Regions from separate parts of the Mus musculus genome. Here all the other regions are linked to region 3. The links are chromatin loops, found by intact Hi-C in ENCODE. Cell type or tissue: gastrocnemius. All regions are shown on one strand.

Region 1 (5,000 bases), 62 kb before region 3:
AAGAGACCAGCATCATTGAGGTGACATCTTCTGGGAAGTGTTTTCTGAAAGCACAAAGAGGCTGTGTTCCAGAGATGGCCAAGGTTGTACTCCTGCTGCAGCGGGACTTGGTAATATGTAAGGGTCACCCAGGTGGTACTGGTTTTGAAGGCATGAAGGGGTCACACAAAGCAGCTGAGGCTTGGCACTGTGAGAGGCCATGGAAGGCCATTGGTGAAGGTGCAGCCTCAGTTGCAATTGAAGGCCCAGGACTCAAGGGGTCATGCAGTGTTTTGGAGATGCCAGTACTATGAGATGACCACCAAGAGCAGCAGCAGCAGTGGAGTACAGGCATCTGGAGCCTAGAGGATGACCTGTGTGCTACAAAGGGCCTGGCTGGAGAAGTGACCCAAGCCCTTGGAGGAGCCCAGAAGATCGTGAGTTGGATCCCAGACATTGGACGGTTAGAGATTGACTTTTGCTTTTGATTGTGACTGTGCCCTGATATTTTCCCTCTTGAAGGAAGAAACTGTTTTAGTGGAGCCCACAGTTAAGAGACTTTTAATTGTAAAAAGACTTTGGATTTTAAAAGAGATGGACATTTTAAAGAGTTTGAAATTTTAAGAATATGTAAAGACTGTGGGACTTTTAAAGTTATTTAGATCTTGGGGATGAATAAGATTGTAAGGGTTGAGGCTTACTAGTGATGTGTTTGTGTGTCAAGTTGACAAGGGGTCAATTGTACTGGCTAGTTTTGTGTCAACTTGACACAGCTGGAGTTACCACAGAGAAAGGAGCTTCAGTTGAGGAAATGCCTCCATGAGATCCAACTGTAAGGCATTTTCTCAATTAGTGACCAAGGGGGAAAGGCCCCTTGTGGGTGGAACCATCTCTGGGCTGGTAGTCTTGGGTTCTATAAGAGAGCAAGCTGAGCAAGCCAGATGAGGCAAGCCAGTAAAGAACATCCCTCCATGGCCTCTGCATCAGCTCCTGCTTTCTGACCTGCTTGAGTTCCAGTCCTGCATCCTTTGGTGATCAACAGCAGTATGGAAATGTAAGCCGAATAAACCCTTTCCTCCCCAACTTGCTTCTTGGTCATGATGTTTGTGCAGGAATAGAAACCCTGACTAAGACAGATGACTACACTTATTAAGGAGGGAATTATACCAATGTACTTAAGGTTCTCAGATAGCGAGGCACACCGAAGTCTCCTAAGCCTCCCTGATCTTTAAATACTTCATGTAACACCAGAGCAGCACCCGAGCCTTTGAACTGGTGCCTGTTTCTGAGTCCTGTTTGGAAGCCAGCACTTCCACAGAGCAACCTGTGACCCTTACGCACAATCTTTATGTGCCGGCTGATGAGTGTTCCAGTGCCTGTCGGCTAAACTACCTTTGAAAAGAGCAATGTCCTGCCTCCTGGCTTATTTTTAGAGCATCATTCATCCTGTGTAGTGACAGGTTCTCTAGAGATGGTCTTACTAAGCAAGCCTTCTCATTACTACCTTTTACTTAGTTTTAACCTTCAATAGGTAACATTTTTTTTTTGAGAGCATGAGCAGAGACCTCCCGTGCATCAGTCCTACCAGAGTAGTACCTCTGGTGTTTCACATTTCCGCCCAGGCCCCTTGAAGGCACAGCATGAGATAATCCTCGAGAGGCAGCTATCATTTGCATTGTGTGAACATCGTTTCTTTCTGTAGAGAATCTTTAAACTCCTCTCCTAGGAGTTTCTTTTACTATTTTGTATAGTTAACTGCTGTAAGTCTGTAAGCTTCTGTAAGCTTCAGCCAGCCTCCTTGACGCAGACAAGTTACTGCCAGTCTTCTCTCTGTTTTCTTTCTTTTCATCTCCCACATATGAGGGAGAACTTATGGTAACTGGCTTTTCAAATTGTTTTTGTTTTTACTGACCCCCATAACACAGTTATCTTTGGAACTCAATGGATTAGAGCTTCTACCTAGCAGTCTATACTTCTTTCCTTCTACTAGGGGATATACCAGCTGCCCGCTAGAGGGCAGCAAGGGGTCAATGGAACCAATTCTTGAGCCAGTCACTGGCCTTTATAGCATTGGAGAAAATATGCTTAACTTTTTTTTTTTTTTAAACTCTTACATAGTGTTGCTTCTGTCACAAAAAAAAAAAAAAAAAAAAAAAAAACCCACAGGGCCAGTAACCTATGCAAATGAGTATGTGCAGGTCACATCCATTTACATAAAATGCCAAGAATATATCAGTGCTCTAAGAAGGAAGTCTGTCAACATGAAAGGATGAATCAATTCAACTTTCTAAAGACTGCTGACTTACTGAAGACAGCGAGATTCTCCAGAAGGCACCTCCTCTCCAGAAGTGGCCCCTTTCCCCCTTTACTCTGCCAGGAACGAAGCTGCCTCTGGGTGAATGATGGAGAAGGGAACCTGGAGGCTGGAGGGGAGATGAGGAACAAAGCCAAGGTGTGTTCACTAAGCTGGAGCAGCATAGAGGAGTTCAGCAGGAGATGAAGAGCTGAAGTGCCCAGAGCCTTCACGGGCTGTATCTCTGCATCATGAGAGCACGCTTCCCTGAAGATGTCTGGACAGGAGTGTGAGCCTCCTGGATTACAGTTTTAGCCTATGAGTGAGGGAGCTTTGCTTCATTGCAGACTTCCTGGAAAAAGGAAAGTAATCCAACTGGGGGGGGGGGGTTTGTTACTTTCTGCGACTCCTTAAGGTACAACAGCTCCGCAGAAAGCAAGAAGACAGAGTGGAACAAAGAGGGATAAAGACTTGTTTCGTAAGTGTCCACACTGTGAGCATCACAGTGCTCTGAGACCAGAGTCAGAGGAAGAGAAGGCATTAAGGAAAGGATGTCAGAAAAGGTGAACCCCCGGCAGACACAAAGATTCAGCAATGCTGGCGGCTCTTCCAGAGGATCCGGGTTTGATTCTTAGCATCTACTTGGTGGCACGTAACCATCTATAAATCAACTTTCTGGGGATCTAACATCCTCTTCTGGAATCTGTGGGCGCCATGCATGCATATGGACACAGACTCACATGCATGCAAGATGCTCATAATCATAAAGTAATATTTTTTTTAATGATGCAAACCTCTCCAGGAGTCTCTGAAGGAAGAACATTTTAGTTACAAGAACTGCTGTGCTTTGGTGAGACATGAGAATGCAAAGTATTTTTATTTATTTATTTGCTTACTTATTTATTAGTAGCATACCACACACACACACATACACACACACACACACACACACACACACACACACATCCTTTAGGATCATAGAAACTATACAACTTAACTTACAGCTAACAGACCCTATAATTTAACAATTGGAGGCTCAGGGAAGGTAAACACAGAACACCACCATGGGAATCTTGCCTTGACTCCACGCTGCTGGAAAAACCATTCATCTTAATCTCAGAATTTGAGTATCATGTGAGCCCTTGCATAAGAATCACACAGAGAGGCCATTCACAAGTAACTCCAAGAAGTTAATAAGGACGACAGGGAAAAGATATAATCAAATGTTAGGAGGAGAGACAGGGAAAATAATTTTCTCCCGTAAGAGCCTGGGAAGATTAAATGGAGAAAATGGCAGTTTGACCTGGTTCTCACACATAAGCAGGGGTTTTACAAGAAACTTTGGGGAGACCATTGCAGCAAAAGGAAACAAAAGGAAACACAGTATCAACTGGTAACACTTCAGTTTGAGAAGCTTGATTGCTGGCTGGAACACAAAGAGGTAGCTATGGTTTGGATACAAAGTTTCTCAAAGGCCTGCATGGTAAAGGATTGGTCTCTATACTCCTGCCTGCTTCCTATCCTTTTGTTTCATAGCTGACTTCAAGTGAGCAACTTCCTCTGCTATGGCCCTGGCCAGAAGCCACAAAGCCAACTGCCCTGGACTAACTCCTCTGAAACAGTCAAAGGAGTCCTTTCCTCTCTTAACCTCATCGTTTCTGGCACTTAGTTACAGCAATAGGAAGGAGATCCCAGAGGTAAGAGACCGAGCTGGAAAAGACTTCCTGCAGAGTACAAAGGAGTTTGAAATCCATGCTGAGGTGACTCTGACAGGTGTCTGCATAGAGGAATGTGATCAGACCTGCACTTAAGCGCAATTTCTGTGTCTACAGACCTAAGGCTGGTGGGTAAAGGCTTGTTAGAGAGCAATTAACACTGCCCAGAAGGGAGGGGAAAATCTGTGAGGCAGGGCCATGGGCTGTGGAAATGGATGAGGGGAGATGAGAGACAGATGATGAATAGGCAAGAGGTCAACTGTTAGCATGATACTTTTAAAGCAAGCTTTCTGGGTCCTCGAGATGAGGGATAAAGTATTTTCAAGATCCTGACTTATTACAACAATGGGCTACTCAGGGTGCCACCTTCATGGGAAGGCCCATAGTCTGAGAAACAGGCAGGCAACTAAAAAAGACGAGGCCATGTCTGTATTGTTAGTTCAGAGCCCCGAGGGCTTGGTTACACATTGCTGGGAGAGCTTTGGCTTCATTGGCTCAAGCTAAAATAAACTTCCTTATTTCTTCTGAAAAACTTGGATTTACTGACTTACGTGATGACATGTTTAATTGAATTGAATTTCTAAGTGGAATGTCACAGCGCTTTGCTGATGAGGAAGGCATCTGATCTTAATCCAAAAAAATAAATAACAAAACTTAAACCTTGGATGAACTGAGATAGAGTCAATACTCTGGTTTGGGATTGTGTTCTCTGTACAGTCTGCAATGAAAGCACACCCCTTATGGAGTGACCTGAGATCTATGAGTTTAGATACAAAGTTTGGGGAACACTTTATATGATTAAACTATAAATTTAATTTTATGCTCCCTGTTGGTAAATGTTTCAATTGTATGAAATATCATTCTGTTCCACCATAATGGAAACAAAATTTCAGATTTCAGGAAAAAAAATCGATATTTTTACATGAGTTTTTATTTTCCTGTGATAATAGACATCTCATAGGGTGACAGAGATGCCATTTCATATAACTAGAGTATACTACTTCCAAACAGGA
Region 2 (5,000 bases), 55 kb before region 3:
GCCTTCCTTAGTCGGCTGCAGATCACAAACACTGTGTAGACTTGGAGCGTCCTCATTTGCTTTGCTAGGCTCCCCATGTTACACCAAATGTAGAGAAACATACAGCCCGCTCTTATGAGTACAGTGAAGACACCCCTAGAAATAGAGTCTTTGGGCCTTGAAATGTCTTCTCCTGATCCTCTGCTGGGCTGACTCCTTCAGTAGCTGGGAACACACAACTCTCCCAGCCTCGTTTATCCTCGGTCAATCACTTGTATCTACATAAAAGGGTCCAGGCCTCCCTGAAGCATGTGGGTCCATACTGGATCAGCCCTTCATTTATGGGAATGAATTCTTCTGGTATTTTGCTAAGCTGTGAGTTGGGACTGAGAGAAGGTGATGGTGAGAGGAAGAAATGAAAAATGAACCAATGGCAAAGGAGTGGAAGTCTCAATAGTTACGTGGAGGCTGGAGCCGAAGTCTCAGTAGACAAGTGGAGGCTGGAGCAGAAGTCTCAATAGTCACGTGGAGGCTGCCTTGCCTTTCTATTATTTCTGATCACACATAATGGTATGCTTGTGATGCTTCAGCACATATAGACCCTGTGGCAGTCCAGTCAAGGTGAGAAGAATCTTCATTATTGGCAACATTTACTGTTTCTCAGTGGTGTCAACAGACAAGAGCCTTTCCCAGTTATGTTAAAATACACGATGGACCGTCATTAGTTACCTCACTCAGCACTTCAGATTTTAAACCTTCTGGAGCTGGCTATTTTTCATTAAACCAGAGCCTGCCTCTAAGGTGTTTGAAGAGAGAAGGGACATTCGGTCCATAGTAACCCTTGTATTATGATCAACAAGTGCTATTTTTTGTTTTGTTTTGTTTTCATAGTTCCTGTTTATGCCTCTCAGCCCTTATATTGTCTTTTCAAGTCCGGAGCCAGTTGACTTCTGGCCAGGGATACATTTTACAGCTAGTACAGATAAATACATCCTATTCATATTTATTATCCCTATTTCGAGATCCTGCCTGAGTTCAGCACTCCATCTGAGGGGCTGGAAGAGAATATTCTTTAAAGAAAGATGATTGCTCCAAACCATGTCCAAATACTTAACCATATGCAATAAAATCTTTGGTCTCATTAAGAAGCTTCAGTCCACTTTCATGCAAGAATAGGCAGGATGCTCTATTGTTTAAAATGCATTTGACATGGCCTGAGCATTTGCCTCAAGCCCACGGGATATCAGATAGATATCAGATCTCAAACTTTATGTTTGAGAATGATAAGGAAAGAAAGTGGTCAAAAGAAAGATCCAAGAAAGACAAACATGGCCTGCTGCCAGCTTCCCATATTTTTATTCTTCTGTGTATCAGACCCAATTCCCATAATGATATCTGCTCTTCTTAATAACGGATAGTATTGTCCGTAGAAATGTTGCTTCTTGAAGGACAGATCTATAAGACAGATCTTACTGCTGTTTGTAAAATGAAGGAAATGATAAAACCCAAAGATTAAAACAAATTTGCCCAAAGTCCTAGAGCTCATGGGTAAAGAGCTGGATTCTTTGTGTCTCTCCTGTCCCAAAGCCTGAGCTTTATACACCAGGCTCTGCTCCCTCATTCATGATCACAGCCCCTTCCCTGGGAGACAGGGATGCAGGTTCTTAAGGAACAATGCAAAGAACCCATAAGTACCTATAAGAAAGAGATCTACTCTGTCATTGTGGAACTGTGACAATCAAGAGGTTCCGATTTTTTTAAGAAGAAAAAAAAATCCAGAAATCCTGTATGTTAAGGTCCAAAGCACAGAGCATTTCTGTTGTTTGTTTTGAATCATACTTAAAATTTAATGGCAGAATGACTTAAGTCTTCATTGAGACCACTGAATTCCCTGTTAATATTTAAAATAAAAGCGTTTTAATGACCAGTTTTTGCATCTTCCAGACATTATATCAATATTTTAAATGCATATGAGCTCAAATTCTTGCCTTTTATAGCAACTTGCTGTTTACCCAGTACAGCGATTTGGTGTCGCTATACAACACATAAGATGTGCAAAGCAGAGAGCACCACTTCAGATGCATTGTGGGCATTCAGCTACATTTGCCAAGCCGCTGTTCTCTTACATTATGCAGAAAGCTGAATGCAGCAAACCAGACTGGTATTCATCCCATTTGATAGTATTTTTAAGGATGATTAACTAGGGTACCCGGGGCACTTGCATAAACTGCTGTTGCTTGTATTTTCCAGGTGATAAAACTTGTTGGTTTGGCATCTTAGAGAGAAGACATTAGACCCGCTTGATTGCCCATTGGCGTAGGCACAAACCTTTAGGCAGGGCACAGGTCCCGGGGGTGGGAGACACAGGTGGATAGAGCTGTGTCAGAGAGCAGGCCTAAGTGGCAGGTCCTGAATGAGCCACGGTGGGGAGGAGCATAGAGAATCTGGAGCTCTCAATGGCAGATTATCATCCAGATTATCCTTGCCTCGTGGCCTGCGGACTAGTTTATTTCCTTGTTTGGGAGGTTAAGCGTATCTCAAATACTTCTCTCTTACACACCCGAAATACTGTTGGTGGTGCTGGAATGGCCTTTAAATGTTTATAACTCTGGTGTGTTTTATTAAAGTACTATAAAAATTATCATTTTAGACTTTCTTGCCGGGAATAAGGCATTTTCCATATCTAACACATTTATGAAATGTAAACAGAGGAATGAGCAGCCCTGGAATTTATAATACCACCTCACCTGTGACTGAGAGAAGCAAGCAGCCATCTAAATTGTCTATATCAGTACACATCACATTGTATCTGGTAACGTGAACTTTTTACTCCTAGTAAGTTTGAAGAATTGTGACGAAACAGACTCACAAATTAAACAGAAATGACAGAATTCAGCATTTTCTATCCCCCCAAATGCCAAGAAGTTTACTAACACCACTGTCAACAGTTCCTTTTCCTGCCATGGAGAAATCTCTAGGTCAGATGCTCACGTCTTCAGTAGCTTGAGTTCACTTCACAAGGAGATTCTGAAGGAATCCACCATTCTGTCCTGTGGTTCAGGGCTGGGGATGCACCCTTTAGCTCAGATCTGAGGGTTTCTATTTTAGGGCAGAGCTGTGTACAGAAATGAGGAGGAGGTCCCTCCTTCCCCAGCCTTTGCGGAACCTTATAGAAATCAGTGAACACTGAGGAGAAGTCAAGGATGCTTTCTTACTTTTGTTCTCTATCTCTCTGAACAATGGCCCCCCAGGAGGAAAAGCACCTGTGAATGAGTGCTTACAGGGAGCACCCGTGAATGGAGCACCCGAGAATGCGTGTTCACAGGGAGCACCCTGTGAGTGTAGGCTCACAGAGTGCAGGCATTTGACACCAGCCATTCTCATTTGACCGGGTGGATTTCTCTTGCTGTAATTGTCTTTTTGAAAGTACAGTTCCATCCTTGATTCTGGGAACAGAACCCAGGCCTTTTGCAGACTATGCAAGCCGTCTACCCCTGAGTAAAATCCCAAGTCCCTCACTTACAGTCCTCAAAGATATCTTATTATCTAGATTCTCATTGATCGTTCCCATGCATGCTACATCAGCCTCTGTGTGTGCATAAAACAACCAGTTCATGTGATGTTTTTACTTCCTTTATCCATTCCATAAAGTCTGCAGTGTAACTGAAATTTGGGGGGAAGAAGACATTTGTCTCTAGGCAAAAAAATTCCTGTGTATTTTAGCAAAGAGTCCCATACAGCATAAAAATAATCTCTACAAAGGCAACGTGAGTAACCAGAGAAGGGAAATGGGGTCTGTTCTTTGCTGTGTAGAGAGCCACGAAAGAGCTAAAGTGTGAAGAAAGTGGAGAAGTCCCTTCCTTCCTCCCTCCCTCCCTTCTTTCCTTCCTTCCTTCCTCCCTCCCTCCCTTACTTCCTCTCTCTTTCTGTCTCCCACTCTCTCTCTCTCTCTTTATTTATTTATTTATTTATTTTTAAATTTCTTTCTTAATTTTATCTGCATAATTATTTTGCATGGATGCATGTCTGTTACCTACACCTGGAATTACAGACAGTTGTGAACTGCATGTGGTTGCTGGGAATTGAACCTAGGTCCTCTGGAAGAGCAGCCAGTGCTCTAACTTCTGAACAATGTCTCCAGCCCAAGAAGTCTTATAATATTTCAGAAACCTATTTTGTAACAGTAAATCTTTTCTCTCGGATGGTACCATGTTCAGTGTGATGCCAGACACCAAGTAGCCGTTATGGGATTATGATGTCTTCTATCCTTGTTTAGTAAAGGATTCTCTGGTACGAGATCTGGTAACTACAGTATACATTTGTATACAAGAGACTGCAGCACTCATATTAAAATTTGTTTTTAACTTTGCTCTTTGAAATGATTATTTAGAGGGGAAATTGCCCTAAACTTGAAACTATTGAGAGGTACTCCCAGTGTATAGCCAAAGAAACATGCCAGCTCCTAAAGAGTCATCATTGCTCTGAATAAAACCTAAGCAGGGCTCTTCTAAGGTGAGAGGATGTCAGCCACATTTAGCCTCAGCAGCCCAGGGAACACAGACAGCGTAAGTGGCCCTGACATGTTAAGTGTGCATGAAGTGGAGGTGAATCAACGTGGCAGTTTGCAAACATCCTACAGCCAGAGATGCACCCTCAAAAAAAAAAAAAAGGAACAGCTAAAGCAAAGAAAGAGAGATGAGAACACAGGTATAGAGCACACACACAGGAGCATGGTACAGAGAAGGCCGACTGACAAACATCTAAGATTGGGGGAAAACAAGATAGCAATCTGAATGACCCAACAGGCACCCACTGCTCACCATTAGGTAGGAACAAAAAGAATGTGAGTTCAAGCCCTTGAGCTCCAAGCCAGGATGGTGCAACTGCAGAAATACACGCATCTGCATTGTAACTGACCAAGTCAACTGCAGATTCCCGACCCTTATAAAGCCAAAAGAAAAATGTGAGTCAGGAAGACAAGTCAACTAAAGTTAAAATCACTGGTCTACCAGGAGAGAAAC
Region 3 (5,000 bases):
ACACTGTAATGCTTTGTTTTTATGAGATTTCAGATATGTCCCGCCATCCTGATCAGTAGGATGCCTGTGAGTTCAGGATGCCTGTGAGTTCAGGATGCCTGTGAGTTCAGGATGCCTGTGAGTTCAGGATGCCTGTGAGTGAGTTCAGGATGCCTGTGAGTTCAGGATGCCTGTGAGTTGCCAGGAGTTAAGTTCCTTCCCTTGACACTTCTCACTACTTTTTCTACCATTTTTTTTCATATCTTTCAATGTTTCTGTTTTTCTAAAATGTATGCCATCCCAAATTCTCTGCCCTCTTGTTCCAGGTTACATCAAAAAGATCTGTAAAGCAGGAACAAAACTACAAACAAGTCAAAAGTGGCTTCTGGGAAAGCCACAGTAACAACAGAGTAGCATTGATTCTTTACTCTTCCGACAGAAAAAGATACTGAGATAGACATTATCCACCTAGAAAAAAGTTACCACTAAGGAGAAACAGGAAATGATGTCTACAAACATAAAAATATTTTAAAGTCTTAAACATTTTAAAAACACTTGATAGGTAGTCCCTGTCTTAGGACATTTTGACTTCTAGACTTTTCTTTTAAATTATATCATGTTACAGCAGAGCTATGTGTTCCCCAGAAGCCATACTTTGAAGTATGGCTTGCACTTTCTTTCCAAGACCAGATCTACAGAGTACAATCTTCTCTAACAATGTTTGGCAGCCATAGAGTCACATCTCACGGTCAGTCACAGACCACAGAGGATGAAGAGCAGATGTCCTACAGGATGCTGAGCTGGGATGCTCAGCAGGTTGAATGTGTCAGGGATTTTCAGTTTATGATTTTCCCAAACTGCAGTGTTTGCTGAGCCATGGGCCAACTTTATCCAAGTGGGAAGCCATGGAGGACTTCAGGCTGGAGCCCCTGGAAGGCTCATGTGAAGCTGCAACATTCCCACAAAGAGAAAGTGAGGCAGGGGCCACAGGAGAACAAGGCAATGTTAGCTGTGCATCTCCCTCCCTGCCCGGCCTCCCACTGCCTTCTCCTTTAGGCTTTTGATGTTTCCTTCGTGCTGCTTTTCAACCTGTGATTCCAAAATCAGCATCTCTCATACAAGAGAGAATAGTAACGGTTCTAAGAGTAAGACACAGAGGATGTGATCGTGGACTTTGAGGTTGCTTTATTGCTAGTGTTGTTGGTTTGGGCTATGATAATTCATTTAGGCAGTTACTAGTCTGTAAAACAAAGTATCAAACAGAGCAGTATAATTGTTTAAACAAAGTGTCCTACCATTCATTTTAAATTTTCTAAAGCAAACAATTAAAACTTGTGTCAGTGGATTTTATTTAAATGATTATTTAACTAGATTAAAAAAAAACCTGTCTGTAGGTTTTTTATCCTTCTTTATTTGGAAGGAAATGATTTTAGAGAGAAGTAGAGAAAATAGGGGTTTTTTCCTCCCATTTGATGTATGTTGTATATGTCAAGATAGGCTTCACAGCACATTAACATAGAAATCCAGCCCTTAAGTGAAATCTGCTATCTCCACAGTAAGATCTAAAGTGAATATTTTAGGTTCGGTAGCAATGCCAGAAAGCCCAGAGAGGGAGAGTTCTTTACTGATATTACTAACTGGGTAGTTAAGATGTCACAGGTAATTTTGTTGTTGTCTTGTTTGCTTGGTTGTTTGTTTGGTTTTATTTTTTGAGACAGGTTCTTCTTTAGCCAGGCTGGTTTTGAACTCAGAATGTAGCCAAGAAAGCCCTTAAATGCCTGGTCCTGTTGCCTCTGCCTTCCAAAGCTGGCATCACAGGCCAGCACCTGGCACAGGGCATTGGGTTGTTCCATAATGCAGAACTTAAGTTGAAAAAAACTTAAATGAAAAACTGTATGCTTGCTCTTTTCCTCTACAAGTGATCTATTTGACATTTATTTGCATTATTGTATCATTTCGTTCTTAGCCAATGACCAAGGAGGATGAGGGTGGTTGCTGTCTGTAGTGTCTGAAACAACATAATGATTGCATTTGCAAGATATTCCAGTGTAAGGCCTTCTCGGTTAACGTGGGGGCGGCTGAGAGGCCTGATTTCATGAAAGCTGTTGGGCTCTATTATTTACAGATGGGTTTTTTGTTTGGTTGTTTGTTTTAAATCAGAGACATTGTATCACCAGGCAACCTCAGAGAAGATTGTAACATGTGTGAAATCGGATGAAAGGTGGAAACAACCTGCAGCCTGGGGGCCGGTCGGGAGCAGGGGCTGCTTGGTGGGAGATACTACAGAGCATGCGTTAGCTGGCCCTGGCCCTGAGCCAGTCACGTGAACAACCCACGAAGGGCTGCACTTCAGACCTCTGCTCCAGCTTCTCAGTGAACGTCAGTGGGAACAAACTTGGCATTTCATTAACATACTCGGACCCAAGAGAGCTGAAAATTTGATTCTTCTATTCACCTTAACACTACAGTTGGCATAAATGAATAGTCACCTTACATGTATGTCAAGTATGTCAAGATGAGATGGGCTTGTTTCATTTTAAGGGGTTCTTGGAGGTCTTATAATTTAAAGACATTCAAGCAAAGAAAATGCATTTGTTGTGTTTTGAAGGGAGAGTTCCATTGTATTATAGAGAACATGACTTAACTTGTTTCGTTAATTTGATGATAGACAGGACCCTACTAAAACTACAGAAAGAATACATAATATCAAACTACAGAAAGAATATTGACACACAATATCAAAACTTACCCATGGGATAAAGAATAAGGAGATGGCTCACCCGTTTAGAGAAAGTTCTGCTTTTGTAGAAAGTTTGTTTCCCAGCAGTCTTGCCTGGCCAGTCAGTCACCTGCAACCTCAGCTGCAAGAGATCTGGTGCCCTCTTATGGCTTCTGTGGGAACTGCACTCAGTATTCATGGGCCTACCTATAGACATGCACACCTACACATAAATAATTGCAAATAAAATAAACCTAAAAATCAGATCACATTTTCTGCATCTTGCAACTAGTTCATTGCTGGAAAATACCAAAGCGTATTTTCCTTAAGATTGTTGCACACCATGTAAGTTTGACTTGCCTTGTAAAAACAATGAAGACCATTTCTTGTTAAGTTGCACTTCTGCCTTCTTACCACATAAAAACCAGACTTTATTCTCTGTCTGAGGAAGTTATAAGTTAACTGATTTGTCCAGGCTATGGGAACTCAGGGTCATGAAGGACTTGGCTGTAATTTAAACTCCACTAATCACTAGTTAACCGTGAGCAGGCTAATAATTCTCATCGCTGAAAGGGATAATAGCAGCTACCTCCTAGGGTTATTATGAGAATTAATGGAGGTAGCATTCCTTCCTTAAGCCTCCGAGCCCCATGTGTTTCTTGGACACAGACGGGGTTCTATTATTGTTTCTTTTCTTGCTTCTTACCTGCCTCCCTCCTCTGTGTCTCCCACAACCTAACTTCTAAATAATGCACAAGTCATTGTGAGAACATTAGCATTAATGCTCAGATGGGTGTGCTACTGACTTAACTCAACAGTGAACCTGGCATTCCATCTCCAACCTTTCCCCTTCATTAACCATCTTCTCCAGCCCCCACCAACAGGAGTCCACCAGGATACCGGGTTAACCCTGAAACCTGTCTTGCACATGGGCAAAACAGAGTTTCAACCGGTCTGGTTCGTCCTCCCTCAGAGCCTAGATGGAGGTCATGTTGCTCAAAATTAACTCACTCTGGCCATGCAGTGACTGCCACCAAGACTGGCCACAAAGGGGACAGCAGTTCAATAAGACCTTTAACTCTATTTATAGCCCACTCGAAGCAATCATTCTCCATAGAGTGCATGGAGTCCTAGAAAATGGCCATCAGTTCACAGGCCACAACACTCAGCAGGGCAATCGGAGGGAGGAAAAAATGAAGTTAAGTGCCCTTTCCCCAGGACTCCACAGTATACAAAGCATTTTGACCCACTCATTGTTCCCACTCATCCTCACCAGCCCAGGAAGTAGACAAAGCTCACAGCCAATGCCTGCTTTGGTCATCAGGATTCTGATGCCTCAGAGAGTCATACACAGCAGGTAAACAGAATTCAGAGAATAGGGGAAGCATCTAAGGAGTGGGGCTCGCCTCTAATTCATTCGATGCACCTCAGTAACTAATTGTTTGCCTGTGGGAAAATAAACCTTGTAAGTAAGTTTCAGAAGACATTTAAAAGGCCTAATTTCGCTCCTACCTCGCTGTAAAGAACATGAATATATGAGAGCTAAAAACTGAAACCACCGATTGGGAATCGTCTATGACATTTGCATCACTCTGTAGCATACAGGCACACGTTACAGAAAAAATGCCTGGATGACGCCTGCCAGGGTTAAAACATGTGTGTAAGTCAAGACCACTCTTGAAAAGGCATGGTAGGAATTTTTATGAGAAATTTTAAATTGATTCTGTCAGCGTTGTAAAAGCCTACATCATTGCTATTTCTTTAGCATGGGGGATTGTTGCATAATTCCAGTGTGTGCCCCAAATAAAGATTTACTATGAGTTAGTATGGAACAAAAGAAATATTTTTTTCTCTCTTAAAAGTATTATTTGATTCTGGCCAGTGTTTTCATTGTATTGGATCTCTCTTAAACTTTGTTACCTACAAAATAGCATCAAAGCCCATATAGCTTGAAAAACAGAGGTGTCTAGTTAATTAGTGTAACTACACGGATGCCTGCCTGCCAGTGGTGTGTGTGTGTGAGAGAGAGAGAGAGAGAGAGAGAGAGAGAGAGAGAGAGAGAGAGGGGCAGAGAGACAGAGACAGATAGAGACACACATAGCCAGAGCAAGACAGAGAGAGGGAGGGAGAGCTCCTTGCTTGAAGCATGCCCCTGAGTTGGCTGATTGGCCCGATGCCATTTCAGAATCTCAGCTTCACTGTTCTCTGACCTCCTATTGTCCCAGCTCTGATTTATGGGACTTAGACTCCCTTCAAAGGCAAGGTGTCTGGAGTTTAGGGTCTTTACTTCTCAGCCCCTCCT

Evidence for each region. Peaks named below come from ENCODE experiments on the same cell type or tissue, not always from the same donor. Only the 100,000 strongest peaks of a DNase experiment are listed, where the experiment ranks them.
Region 1: it touches region 3 in a loop (6-fold over the local background); 11 of 42 quality-filtered maps call a loop at or near these places.
Region 2: a loop joins it to region 3, with 2.7 times the contacts of the local background. A loop is called at or near these places in 11 of 42 quality-filtered maps.

What each region holds. Positions count from the first base shown.
Region 1 is chr5:102,701,503-102,706,502 of GRCm38, forward strand. All of the region lies in intron 3 of Arhgap24 (Rho GTPase activating protein 24), which reads left to right. Among named protein-coding and RNA genes, the nearest start is that of Gm30396, 73 kb to the left of the region's middle. In gastrocnemius, a CTCF peak has its summit at 1,986 (motif pointing right); a DNase peak (open chromatin) is centred at 1,997; H3K27ac peaks cover 582 bases.
Region 2 is chr5:102,708,234-102,713,233 of GRCm38, forward strand. The region is part of intron 3 of Arhgap24 (Rho GTPase activating protein 24); the gene reads left to right. Among named protein-coding and RNA genes, the nearest start is that of Gm30396, 79 kb to the left of the region's middle. In gastrocnemius, no CTCF peak of the experiment used is centred here; a DNase peak (open chromatin) is centred at 2,345.
Region 3 is chr5:102,763,649-102,768,648 of GRCm38, forward strand. The region is part of intron 3 of Arhgap24 (Rho GTPase activating protein 24); the gene reads left to right. Among named protein-coding and RNA genes, the nearest start is that of Gm30396, 130 kb to the left of the region's middle. In gastrocnemius, a CTCF peak has its summit at 2,869 (motif pointing left); DNase peaks (open chromatin) are centred at 2,279, 2,867 and 4,909; H3K4me3 peaks cover 192 bases; H3K27ac peaks cover 250 bases.